Regions from separate parts of the Homo sapiens genome. Here region 1 is linked to region 2. The links are chromatin loops, found by intact Hi-C in ENCODE. Cell type or tissue: PC-3. All regions are shown on one strand. Links, peaks and the distances in the headings refer to the core of each region. The heading gives the core; the rest is flanking DNA. Region 1 overlaps ASCC3 (activating signal cointegrator 1 complex subunit 3). Region 2 overlaps LOC107984041 (a long non-coding RNA gene).

The links. A loop is a pair of places that touch in the nucleus more often than their neighbours do. Peaks named below come from ENCODE experiments on the same cell type or tissue, not always from the same donor. Only the 100,000 strongest peaks of a DNase experiment are listed, where the experiment ranks them.
Region 1: a loop joins it to region 2, with 5 times the contacts of the local background. A loop is called at or near these places in 3 of 110 quality-filtered maps.

Annotation. Positions count from the first base shown.
Region 1 is chr6:100,771,820-100,780,164 of GRCh38, reverse strand. The region is part of intron 8 of ASCC3 (activating signal cointegrator 1 complex subunit 3); the gene reads left to right. Among named protein-coding and RNA genes, the nearest start is that of ASCC3, 110 kb to the left of the region's middle. In PC-3, for the core only: a CTCF peak has its summit at 4,316; no DNase peak of the experiment used is centred there; H3K27ac peaks cover 305 bases.
Region 2 is chr6:101,222,003-101,230,347 of GRCh38, reverse strand. The region is part of intron 6 of LOC107984041 (a long non-coding RNA gene); the gene reads right to left. Among named protein-coding and RNA genes, the nearest start is that of GRIK2, 170 kb to the left of the region's middle. In PC-3, for the core only: a CTCF peak has its summit at 3,275 (motif pointing right); DNase peaks (open chromatin) are centred at 3,357 and 3,607; H3K4me3 peaks cover 647 bases; H3K27ac peaks cover 1,269 bases.

The sequences.
Region 1 (8,345 bases), core at 333-8,332, 450 kb after region 2:
AGATGATATTTTAGATACATTGAGTTAAATAAAATTCATTATAGAATTAATTTCACATGTTTTTGTGTGTTTCTAATGTTCCTGCTAGAAGATGTAAGTATATATTATATGACTTTTAATATACTTCCATTGGACAGTGATGAATTAGACTGGGAATATTTAAAATGTTTTTAAATATTTTTCAGTTGTTTATTTTCAACTTCTAGGATTAATTTGTTTGTTTCTTAATATGTAGTCCTCACCTTTAAGATTTCTCTATGATTAGGGTAGCTGATATTTTGTCTTCTATTGTTCTTAGTAGAGTATGAAAGATTATGGTCTAAGCCTTGATTTCTAAGTTGTTTATTTACAACTCAAATGCATTTTTCTATGGAAACAAACTGGTCAGATAAAGATACTTGCCCTAGTATGTTAACATAGTTTACCTGAAATTAACATATCCATAAACCTACCTGTCCCAAGGTCTCTAAGGCCTAAATTGAAGTCCTGAGCTTTCTACACTTGTTTATCTGAATCTATTACTGAGAGATCCCCTGAAACTTAAAAAGGATGAGAATTTTAGGGCAAAAGGTGGCTCACTCATGTAAAATATGAATCAGTTTCTGTTATCTGAAAGCTTTTTCACCTATAAATTAGGTTTATCCTCAGAGAGATGAAAAGGGGACTCCATGATAACAATAGAGGAGTGGAGCCAGCCAGCAGTATTTTCTTCCAGTTTTTTAATGTGGTCTTTTAAAATATGGTTGTAAGCACAGTACAAATATAATTTTGGAGCCAGGCATGCTGGCACATGAGGGGAATCCCAGCAACTTGGGAGGCTGAGGCAGGAGGATCACATGAGCCTAGGAGTTTGAGACCAACTTCAGCAACATAGCGAGACTCCATCTCAAAAAATAAAATAAAATATAATTTTGTATTTTTTTCACTTAATGTATATAGGATTTTTTTCATGTTGCTTCATATTCTCCTTGATTACTATTTTAATGAATGCATATTATTTCATTGAATAGGTATATCATAATTTACTTAACTGTTCCTCTAATTTGAGAAATCACTTGGTAATTAGGAAAGCTGAAAGCTTATCATAGCTGTATATCTTGCAATGTTCATCTTTTATGTTGATCTTTTAAAATTACCTTAAAGATTTTTATCTACATAATTACTAATTATATATTTATGTTAATGTGGTAAAATGTGTATGATTCTTTTGCCCAAGTAATCATATGAATTGTTGAAGTAAAATAATCAGAATATATTAAACTTAACTTTTAGTTCAATTTCATATTTATTGAATAGCCAAACGTTTCTCAAATATGTGAGATCTATGATATTATATTGGATATGGTTTACTCTTCCTAAGCAAGACTTTGATTACATTTGGAACACCAAGTTATTCAATTTTTAGAGGCTGTTGCATGATTAGATTTTAAATATTAAAAAATCTGCATTGTTGTATGTCACGTAGCCTTTCAATAATAAAATTTGTTTATTAAGTTATGTTAACTATCAAAAGTATTTTTATTAAGATGATTGAAGTTTAATCTTGTGACTAGTTACTTATAACAATGCTTATCTAGTGTAAGTAGTATATTACAAAATTCCATTGACCACAAATACAGTTGATAAACCCTAATTGACAAAAAGAAGATTTCTAACAACTAAAATAGAGGTGTAGTATTATTATATAAAACCTTATATACTTTATTCCTCGAAGAATCCACTAAACTGTTACCTAGTGTCCGTTAACTTCTTATTTTAGACAGAATTTAGAAAGATTACTAGAATGCAAACTTTTGAAATTTGAGTCTGCTGCTACTATATAATTTTGGAAGAATCACTACCTTTCTGAAAATTAATTTTTAAAAATCCTTGACCTTTCCATGACTTTCAAATTCTGATGTAATTGCCTGTTTGAAATCTCTACTTAGATGTATAATAGGTACTTCAAATGGAGTGTTTATTTTTCTCTCTCAGTCTGTCATCTTAATCTTCCTCATATCCTAAAAACTATTTTTCACTCAAGAAAAACGTCATCTTTGATTTATCTCTCTTTTTTTTTTTCCACCATCTTACATTTAAGTCATCATCAGATCCATTGGCTGTACCTCGAAGAGATAGCCTGGGTTCTGCTACTTCTCTCCATTTCCTCTGCTGACACTCCAGTATAAACCAGCATCACCTTTCACTTGTATTACTGCCATAGTTTTATGCTACTTCTCAGTCTTTTTTCCACATGGTAGCCAGAGACAGCTTTAAAAATTACAAATCATATTATATTATTCTTCTACTTAAAATCCTGCAGAGATTTTAATTGTGTTGAGAACAAAAATCCAACGTCTTTGCTATGACCTACCTACAATTCCTGTCTTTCTTTCCCATCTCATGTGTGACCTCTTACTCAGCCACTCTAATCTCTGTACAGTTCCTTCAACATTTCAACTTAGTCCTGATTTAGTGGTCTGCTTCTGGATCTTCATTTTGCCTAGAATGTACTGAGGTTTCAAATTTTTTCGTGGCCTGGTTCTTGTCATTTTATTCTCAACTCAGATCACCTCTCTTGAGGCACCTTTCTAGAAACCTAATTTAAGGTAACTGTTATGTCTCACTCCCCATTACACCATCTATTAAAATGTATTCATAGGAGCATTTGAAACAATTTTTAAATTAGTAAACATGTTGATTTTTTTTTGTCTTCCACCCTAATTAGAATGTAAGCTACATGACAGCAGAGACTTTGTCTACCTTATTGAGTGTTTGAACAGTTTAAGCCACATAGAGGAGATATTCAAGAACTATTTGCCAAATAAATGAATGATTCCACCTATAAATGAAAGATCAGAGTTTTTTTAAAACGTATCCTGTTAGGAAAGCCCAAAGTCATCTATTTTAGAGTAATTATCAAAAATAGTTTTATACACTCACACATACACACACATGTAAAGTAGTCAGTACTTGAAGACCTTTAAATGAAAAAATTTATCCAGTTATCTAAAAGAAAATCATCTGATCATCTAATGAATACTCAAGTATGTTAAATAAGGTATTCATGTAAATTGTTTGATTTTTAATCTCGTGACTTACGTAGATTATGGCATGGAGCCAGGTTTGTGAGGAATATTAGAGTGGTGGGATTCCAGAATATAAAACTTGGACGGAGTGTGTGGAGTGGCTATCATCACTAATTCTGAAATTTTGAGCCTAAGCCACATTTTATAGGGAGCCGAAGAAAAACTGTGAAAATTATGTAATGTATGTCCTTGGTATCTATATGATTTATCATAAATATATGCTGAAATTTTAATGTCTATGGTTTGATTATCTTAAACTTAAGCTTATGATATTTACACTAGTTTGGGAGGGACAGCATGTTCTTGGGTTCATCCTAGATACTTAGTTAATGCTTTCTAATTAACTGACAAAATAAATATATATGATTATTATAAAAAATGAGGTATGTTTACTGTATATTTTTGTTCTTCCAGCTAAATACTATCATCCAGTTTACTTTTAAAAATAGAGTGCGCACTCACGAGTAGCCTGTATTACCAGTATTTAATAAATGGATATCCAAAACATACACTTTCTATGGAATTTCATAAATAAGTCATCTTATTTCAGTAGTCTAGTGAGTCCCAAATATGTAAGATAAGCATATGTAAGATCAGTAGTCTGGCGTATGTATGTAAGATCAGTAGTCTGGTGAGTCCCAAATATGTATAAAGTGGATGTAGAATGAAGCTTGTAACACTTAAAATGTTTCTGGTCTGCTAATTATGATATGTTTTGAAAATGCTTAGTAGTTAGAACCAGTTAAAAGGGAAAATGGTATATACTTAGAATGACTATCTGGATTAAACATAAAGCACTTAAGATAAATGATCATGAGACTCTCAGTTTTCTGTTTAAAAGGAAATGCTGATTTGCTAAGAAATAATTTCAGTTTAACTTTATGTATTCATTAATGTATAAAATCAATATGAAATGTTTTAAGTTAGAAGAATGTCAAATATTTGGAAGCAAAGATTATTAGCTGCATTTAATTAGGTATTGTGTGTGCAGGAAATATAAATAAAACAATAAATATTATTAGCATGTAGTTCTAAAGTTGAGTAAAATAGAGTTTTGATATAACCCACATTATTCTTCTTCTTTAATCATTTGTTTTCTTAACTTAAAGCATTTGTTAATATAATTTGAATATTATTCAAATATAAGAAATCTATGCATAATGGATGTTAATTATTTCATGTTCCAATAGCTTACAAACACAATTCACAATATCAAGTATACTGAGCCCTCTAGTGATTTTTTTTTTAACTGCTGTCACAATTGCTGTCTGAGCACATTCCTTTTATTTTTACCAACAAGTTTATTGGTGAAAATTATTTCGTTCATTTTCCTTAATTTGAAATGAGAAATAAAAAGAAACTTTATAGGGAGTGGTATAAAACGTGGGCTGTTTTAAATATGTTAGGAAGTTTTGGAGGGTTTTTCTTTTTTAACTTGCTGTTTCTATTCAGCATGTTCTGTTGATAGTGATGTATATATATGCAATAATATTATAAAGATTTTTTTGAGATGTTTATTTTGAAATAAATGTAGAGGATACTTACCGAACAAGATAAATCATCATATTTTAAACAGTAAATTTAGTGGTAATTTGTATTTGAGCTAGGACAAACTGAGTTTAGGTCCCGTCTCGGCCACAATTTATTAGCAGGGTAGACTTGGGTAAGTTATTTAACCTCTCTAGGCCTCAGTTCCCTCTGATAATTTCTTCATATAGTCTCTAAAATATCTTTTAGAGATGTTTCCAGAGGAGTCTTGATAATTTCTTTTCTTTATATTGAATTTTTCTTTCATAATTTAAATCTAAGCCTTCTTATTCTCAGAAGATAAATTTATTATTTCTATGGTTTTAGACTTTTTAAATTATATTCCAAATAGAACTATAACATGCTTTTTCCTTGCTTAAAAGAGACCTTGAATAGTAACCGTGTCGCTTTTGGTCACAGTTACATCCCTAGTGGCTGAAAAAGTCCCTGGCTATTTCATTCAGTAATTTGATGCTCATTTAGTAACTTGGTAAATGAGTGAAGAAAAGGTCAGCTCCTTCAGTGTAGCATATGTGATTTTTTGTAGTCTGCTCTTGGCCTACTTTTCCATCTTCATCATCTTTGCTACTCCTTTTCACCAGCCCTAAGTGTTTTTCTAATATCCTGTTTCTTGTACCTAATATGGCATGCTTAGTGACTGTCTCTCCCTCACATACCTTAGCATATAGTTCATATCCTTATAGAAACCTAAATGATGTAATCTAATTTTAAACATGCCTTTTTCTTCCTTTAAACGACAAACTAGGGCCAGGTGTGGTAGCTCACAACTGTTATCTCAGTGCTTTGGGAAGCTGAGGTGGGAGGATAACTTGAGCCCAGGAGTTCAAAGACCAGTCTGAGCAAGACCAGCAAGACCTTGTCTCTACTAAAAATAAGAAAGTTAGGGCCGGGTGCAGTGGCTCACGCCTGTAATCCCAGCACTCTGGGAGGCCAAGCTGGGTGGATCACGAGGTCAGAAAATCGAGACCATCCTGGCTAACATGCTGAAACCCTGTCTCTACTAAAAATACAAAAAATTAGCCAGGCGTGGTGATGGGCGCCTGTAGTATCAGCTACTCAGGAGACTGAGGCAGGAGAATTGCTTGAACCTGGGAGGCGGAGGTTGCCGTGAGCCAAGATAGTGCCATTGCACTCCAGACTAGGCAACAGAGTGAGAGTGCATCTCCGAAAAAAAAAAGTTAGTCAGGTGTGGTGACATGCACGTGTCATGACATGTACGTGTCATGTACATGCACATGTCTGAGTACATGCACGTGACATGTACTCAGAAGGTTGAGGCAGGAGGATTGCTTGTCCCCAGAAGTTTGAGGTTGCAGTGAGCTATGATTGCTCCACTGCGCTTCAGCCTGGGCAACAGAGCAAGACGCTATCTCAGAAATCATCAGCAAAACCCAGAAACTAGTCAGTTTTAAGGATCATTTTAAAAATTGTCTGACTTTTGTTATGAAAACAAATATTTGTATTGACAGAACTTAGTACAATAACAATCAGTAAATGAATGTTGAATCGATTAGAATGTTATAAACCTCTATATATGTAATAGGTTTTGTTTGTTAGTATATTCTTCTGATTATTTATTTCTTGAACTATAACCTTCAAAAACAAAGAAATAGGTTTTTTACTGAAAGTTGAATATAGGGCTTTTGCTAAAATGCTACATATTTTGGCTAGATTCAATTTAGTATTTCTTTGGAGGACATTATGTATGCAGTGTATATCTATCTTTAAACTTTTCCCCTCATTTAATTATAGTTCTTTTTCCAAGTAGCCAGCATAAAATCATTCAATAAAAATGTATTTAGTAGCCTATTATGTTCCTGGCAATTGATTAGGTACTGGAGTAATACAAAGAGTAATAAAAAACAGAATCCTTAGTTTCAATCTAATGGGTCAGAAATACATATAAAAGACTCATTTCAATATTTGTGGTTAAGGGTCATAATAATAATACATAAAGAGGGTTGTCTGAGTGTCTAGTTGTTGAGAGAAGCTACGGTAGTTCCTTAAATCTTCTAAAATATGCTGAAGCACAAAGAAGTAAAGATAACAATTGTTTAGGGAATTGGAGAGAACCAGAAATTGCTTTTGAGCTTAAACTTGAATGGTAATGAAGAGTCAATGAGAAGTCTTGGAACATTTTGTAAGCTGGAATGTGACATGATCAGATTTGTAGTTTAGGAATAGTATACTCTGTTTCTTGTCATAAGTCTATAAAAACTGGAAATAGCTGCATTCATTCATAGCACTATTTTAGGAAACCTCGTATAAAAATGAAATGATATATGATAGTAATAATAATAGCTACCATTAATTTATTTCAACATATTTAACAAGTACCATCTCTGTGTATGGTTTATAGTATATGATTTATAAATATTATCTAATTAAAGACTCAGCTTTTGAAGTTATATGACTTCAAATACTAGCTCTACCATTTATAGTTGTGTGAACTTAAACAAGCTTTCTCAAGTTTCAGTTTCCTCATCTATAAAATATTCTGGTATGGCTATAGAAATAATTAGGATATTTTATGTAAAGGACTCCTGTGCTTAGCCCATAGTAAGCACTCCATAATTGTTAGCTATTTTAAAATTAATTTTTGTAACTTCCTTGTGTTAAAAAGATAACACCTTTACCTTGCAATATTACCTTGCAGATGAGGAAATTGAATTTAGAGATCTTAAGTTACCTGCGGGTCATACTTGCAGTATTACCTTGCAGAGGAGAAAATAAAATTTAGAGATCTTAGGTTTCTTAAAAGTTATATTGCAAGTAGTGGCAAAGCCAGTATTTTAACTTGGGTCTCTGACTGTAAGCCCAGTATCCTGAAAAATGTGCTGTACTGTCCTTCCGAGGCTAAGTGATCAGGAGAAATTGGTGAAGAAAGTATCAGTGGTACTCTCAGATGTTTAATTGGCCTGCCTAAGAGCTTCTAGGCCTAAGAGATACTACTGTGATCTCTTCTGAGTATATCTTTTGTCCAAATGAAAGCATAAGCAAATGTATAATAGATAAGTCTATGTTGTCTAACTCATCTATGTTGTTACATGTCTCAATAATTAATTCTTTTTTAATGCTGTGTAGTATTCCATTGTATCAATATATAACATTTTGTTTATCCATTTATCTGTCGATGGACATTTGAGTGGTTTTCCTGTTTTAGGCTATTACAGGTAAAGCTGCTATGAGCATTCATATTCATGTTTTTGTATGTACATGTACTTCTTTTTCTCTTGGGTAGAGCCTCAAAGGGGTATGTTAGGTGTATGTTGTTTAACTTTTAAAAACTTGCTAGATTGTTTTATTAAAGTTATTGTACATTTAGTTTAGGTGTATGTTTGTTTAACTTTTAAAAACTTGCTAGATTGGGCTAGGTGCGGTGGCTCATGCCTGTAATCCCAGCACTTTGGGAGGCTGAGGCGGGTGGATCACGAGGTCAGTAAATCTAGACCATCCTGGCTAACATGGTGAAACCCTATGCCTACTAAAAATACAAAAAAAATTAGCCATGCCTGGTGGCTGGCGCCTGTAGTCCCAGCTACTCCGGAGGCTGAGGCAGGAGAATGGTGTGAACCTGGGAGGCAGAGCTTGCAATGAGCCGAGATCATGCCTCTGCAACTCAGCCTGGGGGACAGAGCAAGAGACTCCATCTCAAAAAAAAAAAAAAAAAAAAAAAAAAAAACTTGCAGATTGTTTTATTAAAGTGATTGTACATGTAGTTTATCTGCT
Region 2 (8,345 bases), core at 128-8,127:
TAGAAAAGGAAGGATCTGAGACCTTGGGAGAAACCCTTCCCTTGGCAGCCTGTTTGAGGCCTAGAACTGGGATACAAATGCCCTTAAGAGAGCAATGGTATACTGGGATAGATGAGGACGGGCACATGGTAGAAAGGTGTGCCTTTGTGTACCAACCCGTCACCTCTGCCAATCTCCTCATTTGGAAAAACAATACCCCATCCTATACCAAAAAGCCTCAAGCTATAATTGATTTGCTCCAAACTATTATCCAGACCCATAACCCCAACTGGACTGATTGCCACCAGTTGTTCATGTACCTCTTTAACACAGATGAAAGGAGGAGAGTGCTCCAAGCAGCAACTTGGAAGAAAATGTTCCAGCTGATTACCAAAACCCACAAGAGTATGTGAGGATACAATTACCAGGAACAGACTCCCTGTGGGACCCAAATGAAGACAGGGTATGCAAAGGCTAAACCGGTACAGGGAAGCCCTTCTGGAAGGGTTAAAGAAGGGAGCTCAGAAGTCCACAAATGTTAACAAAGTCTCTGAGGTCATTCAAGGGAAAGATGAGAGCCCAGCACAATTCTACGAGAGACTATGTGAGGCCTATCGTATGTATACTACCTTTGATCCTGATAGCCCTGAAAATCAGCACATGATTAACATGGCTTTAGTTAGTCAAAGTGCAGAAGACATTAGAAGAAAATTGCAGAAACAGGCTGGGTTTGCAGGCATGAATACTTCACAGTTATTGGAGATAGCCAACAAGGTGTTTGTGAATAGAGATGCAGTAAGCCACAGAGAGAATTGCAGAGAGAGTGAATGCCAAGCCTGGTGAAATGCCGACCTGCTAGCTGCAGCTATGAGAGCGGTCCCCCTGAGGGGTGAGAGAAGGGGGGCCCCAGGAAACATACCCAGTCTGGCTGTCCACGCTTGCAGTGTAAGCAGTGTGCTTACTGTAAGGAAATAGGACATTGGAAGGACAAGTGCCCCCAGTTGAAAGGGAAACAAGGCAACTCTGAGCAGGAGGCCTCAGAGAAGGACGAAGGGGCCTTGTTCAATCTGGCAGAAGGGTTACTGGACTGAGGGAGACCAGGCTCATGTGTCCCCAAGAGCCCATGGTCAGGATGACAGTTGGGGGCAAGGACATTGAGTTTCTTGTCAATACTGGTGCTGAACATTCAGTAGTAACCACCCCAGTCACCCCCTTATCCAAAAAGACAATAGATATAATCAGAGCCACAGGGGTTTCAGCAAAGCAAGCTTTCTGTTTGCCCTGGACCTGCACTGTGGGGGGACATGAAGTGATTCACCAGTTCCTGTACATGCCTGACTGCCCCTTGCCTTTGCTAGGAAGGGACCTACTTAGCAAGCTGACAGCCACCATCTCTTTTACAAAGCACAGCTCTTTACAGCTAAAGCTACTTGGAACGGGAGTCATCATGGCCCTTATGGTTCCTCAGGAGGAGGAATGGGGACTCTTCTTAACTGGGCCAGGCCAAGAGATAGGATCAGCTCTGACTAAGCGGTGGCCAAAGGTGTGGGCAGAAGACAATCCTCCAGGGTTGGCAATCTACCAGGCCCCCGCACTCATAGAAGTTAAGCCTGGGGCCCAGCCAGACAGACAAAAACAGTGCCTGGTCCCCAGAGAAACTCTTGAAGGTATCCAGGTCCATCTCAAGCAGCTGAGGTCCTTTGGAATTATAGTCCCTTGTCAGTCTCCATGGAACACTCCCCTCCTGCCTGTTCCCAAGCCAAGGACTACAGGCCAGTACAGGATTTGCGCTTGTTCAACCAAGCTACAGCTGAGGATAGCTGGTTCACCTGACTGGTTCACCTGGTTCATCCTTCAGGGATGCTTTCTTTAGCATCACACTAGCCCCTGAGAGCCAGAAACTGTTTGCCTTTCAGTGGGAGGATCCGGGGTCAGATGTCACTACTCAGTACACTTGGACCCAGCTTTCCCAAGGGTTCAAGAACTCCCCCCACTATCTTCAGGGAAGCACTGGCTCGAGACCTCCAAAAGTTTCCCACCAGAGACCTAGGTTGCATGTTGCTCCAGTACATTGACAACCTCCTGCTGGGACACCCCACAGCAGTCGGGTGCACCAAGGGAACGGATACCCTGCTCCACCACCTGGAGGAATGTTGGTAAAAGGTGTCCAAGAAGAAAGCTCAGATCTGCAGACAGCAAGTATGTTACCTGGGATTTACTATCCAACAGGCGGAGCACAACTTGGGATCAGAAAGAAAGCAGGTCATTTGCAACCTATCAGAGCCTAAGACCAAAAGGCAGGTGAGAGAATTCTTAGGAGCTGTGGGGTTCTGCAGGTTATGGATCCTAAACTTTGCAGTACTAGCCAAGCCCCTGTATGGAGTCACAAAGGGGGGTGACAAGGAACATTTGGAATGGGGGTCCCAACAGCAATGAGCTTTTCATGAGTTAAAAGAGAAACTCATGTCGGCCCCAGCCCTGGGGCTGCCTGACCTGACAAAGCCATTTACACTATATGTGTCAGAGAGAGAAAAGATGGCAGTTGGAGTTTTGACCCAGAACACGGGGCCCTGGTCAAGGTCGGTGGCCTACCTCTCTAAACAACTAGATGGGGTTTCTAAAGGTTGGCCCCCATATTTGAGGGCCTTGGCAGAAACTGCCCTGTTAGCATAAGAAGCAGATAAGCTGACTCTTGGGCAAAATCTGAACATAAAGGCCCCCCATGCTGTGGTGACTTTAATGAATACCAAAGGACATCATTGGCTAACGAATGCTAGACTAACTAGGTACCAAAGCTTGCTCTGTGAAAATCCCTGCATAACCATTGATGTTTGCAACACCTTGAACCCTGCCACCTTACTCGCGGTATTAGAGAGCCCAGTTGAACATAACTGTGTAGAGGTGTTGGACTCAGTTTATTCTAGCAGGCCCAACCTCTGAGACCATCCTTGGACATCAGTAGACTGGGAGCTGTACGTGGACAGGAGCAGCTTGGTCAACCCACAAGAAGAGACGTGTGCAGGATATGCAGTGGTAACCCTGGACACTGTCACTGAAGTCAAATCATTGCCCCAGGGTACTTCAGCCCAGAAGGCTGAACTCATTGCTTTAATTTGGGCCTTAGAGCTAAATGAAGGTAAGACTGTAAACATTTACCCTGACTCTTGGTATGCCTTCTTAACCCTCCAAGTGCATGGGGTGTTATATAAAGAAAAAGGCCTGTTGAACTCTGGGGGAAAAGAGATAAAACATCATTGAGAGATCCTGCAATTGTTAGAGGCAGTGTGGAAGCCCCCAAAAGGTGGCAGTCACGCACTGCAGAGAACACCAGCGAGCTTCCACCTCGATTGCCTTGGGGAACTCCCGAGCTGACTCAGAGGCTCAAAAGCAGCATCCACCCCCTACCGGGCATCAGTCACTGACCCCTGCTCCCTCAGGCACCTGACCTTGTACCTACTTATTCTAAAGAAGAGAAGGACTTTCTCCAGGCAGAGGGAGGGCCAGGTGATAGAAGAGGGATGGATCCGGTTATCAGATGGAAGAATAGCCGTGTCACAACTGCTGGGCACCGCAGTCGTATTGGCTGTGCATGAGACCACCTATCTAGGCCAAGAGTCATTTGAAAAGTTGTTAAACCAGTACTTCTACATCTCGCATCTGTCAGCCCTTGCCGAAACAGTGGCGCAGCAGTGTGTCACCTGCTGGCAGCACAATACTAGGTAAGGTCCAACCGTCTTGCCCGGCATACAAGCTTATGGGGCAGCCCCCTTTGAAGATCTCCAAGTAGACTTCACTGAGATGCCCAAATATGGAGTTAACAAGTATTTGCCAGTTCTAGTGTGTACATAATCTGGGTAGGTGAAGGCCTATCCTTTACGAACTGAGAAAGCTCATGAAGTAACCCGTGTGCTTCTCCGAGATCTCATCCCTAGGTTTGGACTGATCTTACAAATCGGCTCAGATGACAGGCTGGCATTTGTGGCTGATTTGGTACAGAAGACAGCAAAGGTATTGGGGCTCACATGGAAAATAAATACCGCTTACTGACCACAGAGTTCTGGAAAAGAAGAGTGGATGAATCGGACTATCAAAAATAGTTTAGGGAAAGTGTGTCAAGAAACAGGATTAAAGTGGGTACAAGCTCTCCCTATGGTATTAAGATTAGATGTACCCCTTCTAAAAGGACAGGATATTCCCTTTATGAAATATTATATCATAGGCCCCCTCCCATACCACGAGGACTCCCAGGCACTTCTCAAGAGCTAGGTGAAATTGAGTTACAGCGACAGATACAGGCTTTAGGGAAAATTACACAAACAATTTCAGCCTGGGTAAATGAGAGGTGTCCCATCAGCTTATTCTCCCCAGTTCACCCTTTCTCCCCAGGTGAACGGGTGTGGATCAAAGATTGGAACGTAGCCCCCTTGCGGCCGTGGTGGAAAGGACCCCAGACTGTTGTCTTGACCACTCCCACAGCTGTAAAGGTAGAGGGAATCCCAGCCTGGATCCACCACAGCCGCATAAAACCTGCAGCACCTGAGACCTGGGAGGTGAGACCAAGCCTGGACAACCCCTGCAAAGTGACTTTGAAGAAGACGACAAGCCCTACTCTCGTCACACCCAGAAGCTGACTGGTCCACACACAGCCAAAGCATGAGGAAACTCATCGTGGGACTTATTTTCCTTAAATTTTGGATTTGTACAGTAAGGACTTCAACTGACCTTCCTCAGACTGAGGACTATTCCCAGTGTATACATCAAGTTACTGAGGTAGGGCAAAAAGTTAAAACAGTCTTTCTGTTTTATAGTTATTATGAACATACTAGAACTCTAAAAGGGACTTGTTTGTATAATGCCACCCAGTATAAGGTATGCAGGCCAGGAAGCGACCAGCCTGATGTGTGCTATAACCCATCTGAGCCCCCATGAGTACAGTTTTTGAAATAAGATTGAGGACTGGCAACCGGGGAAATGCTGATGTGAGTAAAGTAATAACTAGAACAGAAGAAAAAGGAGTCCCCAAACAAATTATCTTAAAATTTGATGCCTGTGCAGCAATCAACAGTGACCTGTATGGAAATAAATAAGATGCAGCTCTCTAGATTGGGAAAGGGCTATATAGCATAAAATAAGTATGTTTGTCATGAATTAGGACTGTGTAGTGAAGATGAGAGTGAGAACTAGCACTAGCGAGTGAGATTCTCAAAGAGGGGAATGAGGAGCGAGGCCATTTCTCTTACTGTCTCCTGTCTCTGAAGAGAAGGAGGAATTAAAAGCTGAAAAACAACAGGAATGAAGTTGTTTTCATTCCTGAAATGACCAACCGGCACCACCAACCAGGCCTGAGGTTAAAAGATTAACCCCCGACTCTAACCACATGTGCTATCTATAGATCTCAATCTGTCACAACCCTTTCACGTGGATCCCTTAGAGTCATAAGCCCTTAAAAGGGACAGGAATTCTTTCTTTGGAGACCTCAGTTCTTGAGACACAAGTCTGCTGACACTCCTGGCCAAAGAAAGCCTCTTCCTTTTTTAACTCGGTGTCTGAGGAGTTTTGTCTGTGGCTCGCCCTGCTACAATCAGGCATGGGAGAACTAAAAGCATCTCACTGAATACTCTAAGCTCTATCCATACTCTTTCTTGCCCTCATTTGTAACAGAAATCCTAGCTCCTCTTGACAACCAGGGTCAATTATCCTGCCAATGTGGTAACTTCTTTCTTTGCTTGCTTGGCCACTATTGTGAGAAGCACAAAATGATCAGGTGGTAGCCATAGCCAAAGCTTAGTGGAACATTTACCATGTCCATTGGTAGAAGCCTTACTTTTTGTTCTTAGTAACCAAGACCTCTAATCCATGGTTTAAAGTTGTGGGAACAGTAATCACAAATTTGTCAATTAGACTGATAGTGAGATGAGCCATGCCAACTTCCACTCTTTGGTTCCTTTTCTATCAGGAGACACTGCATCATAATAATGGCAATCAATTTAAAGAATATAACATCTTTTGAAAGCAGAGGCCCCTTCCCCTAGAGCTAGAAGCTGGCTTTTTAGCATCCCCATCTATTACCATATATAAAAATCAATGCAAAAATGGGTTAAAGACTTAAATGTAAGACCTGAAACTATGAAACTATCGAAAGAAAATGTTAAGAAATTGCTACTGGACATTGCTCTGGGCAAATATTTTTTGGGTAAGACCTCAAAAGCATAGGCAACAAAAGTGAAAATAGATAAATGGGATTGCATTAAGCTAAACAGCTTCTGCACAGCAAAGGAAACAAACAACGAAGTGAAGAGACAATCCACAGAATGGAAGAAAATATTTTTAAACTATCCATCTGACAAAGGATTAATAACCAGAATACATAAGGCACTCAAACATCTCAATAGCAAATAAATAATCTGATTAAAACATGGGCAAAAATATCTCAATTGACATTACTAAAAGGAGACATACGGGCTGGGCGTGGTGGCTCATGCCTGTAATCCCAGCACTTTGGGAGGCTGAGGTGGGCAGATCACCTGAGGTAGAGAGTTCAAGAGCAGCCTGGCCAAAATGGTGAAACCCTGTCTCTACTAAAAATAAAAAATAAAATTAGCTGGGCATGCTGGTGGGCACCTGTAGTCCCAGCTACTTGGGAGACTGAGGCATGAGAATTGCTTGAACCTGGGATGCTGAGGTTGCAGTGAGCCGAGATGGTGTCACTGCACTCCAGCCTGGGTGACACAGTGAGACTCCATCTCAAAAAAAAAAAATTTAAAAAAAAGAAGAACAAGACATACAAATGGCTGATATATGAAAAATGCTCAGCCAGGCATGGTGGCTCATGCCTGTAATCCCAGAACTTGGGAGGCCAAGGTGGGTGGATCACCTAAGGTCTGGAGTTCGAGACCAGCCTGGCCAACATGGTGAAACCCCATCTCTTCTAAAAACACAAAAAATTAGCCAGGTATGGTGAAGGGCGCCTGTAATCCCAGCTACTTGGGAGCCTGAGGCAGGAAAATCACTTGAACCTGTGGGGTGGAGGTTGCAATGAGCCGAGATCATGCCATTGCACTCTAGCCTAGGCAACAAGGGCAAAACTCCATCTCAAAAAAGAAAAAAGAAAAGAAAAATGCTCAACAGCACTAATCATCAAAGATATGCAGATCAAAACCACAATGACATATCATTTCACCCCAGTTAAACTGGCTTTTATCAAAAACACAAAGAATAACAAATGTTGACAAAGATGCAGTTATATTCCCACCAACACTCATACACTGTTGGTGGGAATGTAAGTAGTACAGCTGTTACTGAAAAAGGTATGGAGGCTCCTCAAAAAACTAAAAATAGGACTAACACATGATCCAACAATCCCATTGCTGGGTATACATCCAAAAACATAAAGGAAATCAATATACGGAAGAGATATCTCTACTCCAATGTATATTCCAGCACTATTCACAATAGACAAGATATGGGACCAATCTAAGGACCTATCAATGGATAAATGGATAAAGAAAATGTGGCATATATACAATGGAATACTATTTGGCCATAAAAAAAGTATGAAATCCTGTCCTTTGGAGCCACATGGATGGAATTTAGGTCATTATGTTAAGTGACATAAATCAGGCACAGAAAGACAGATATTACATATTCTCACTCATATGTGGGAGCTAAAAAAAAATGGTTCTCCTAGAGGTAGAGAGTAGAATGCTGGTTACCATAGGATGGGAAGGGAAGCAGGAGGGGGAGGGAGGAATTAGGAGCTGGTTACTCAGTACAAAAATGGTTAGATAGAAGGAATAAGTTCTAGTACTTGATACTACATTAGGGAAATTTTAGTCAACAATAATTTATTGTAGATTTCAAAACAGCAAGAAAAGAATTGTAATGTCCCCAACATACCTTTAAAAAAATGAATGTTTGAGGTGATGGATATCCCAATTACCCTGATTTGACATTACATATTGTATACATGAGTAAAAATATCACAAGTACCCCAAAAATATGCACAACTGGGATATATAAATAAAACACACACAAAAGAAATAGGTAGCACTTCATCAAGCCAGCAGCTTCTGGGTCATGCATGTAAAGGTAGAGCTAATGGCCCTGAGGTCATTTGTCTGCTGTTGAACCTCCATTCTTGTAAGTACATCCCTTAGTGAAGCAATATCTTGTGGAATTCCATTAGGATAAATCAAACACTTTGTGGGCCCTCTGATTGTGGCACTGGAAAAGCAAAAGGTCACATTTACTGGCAGTTTGAAAGCAAGCCAGCATGCACAGAAATGATAAATGCAGAAAGAGTATGGCTGGAGCACTGACAGTATCTTCTATACTCCCTGAATCTTGTTTCCTCATCTATAAATTGG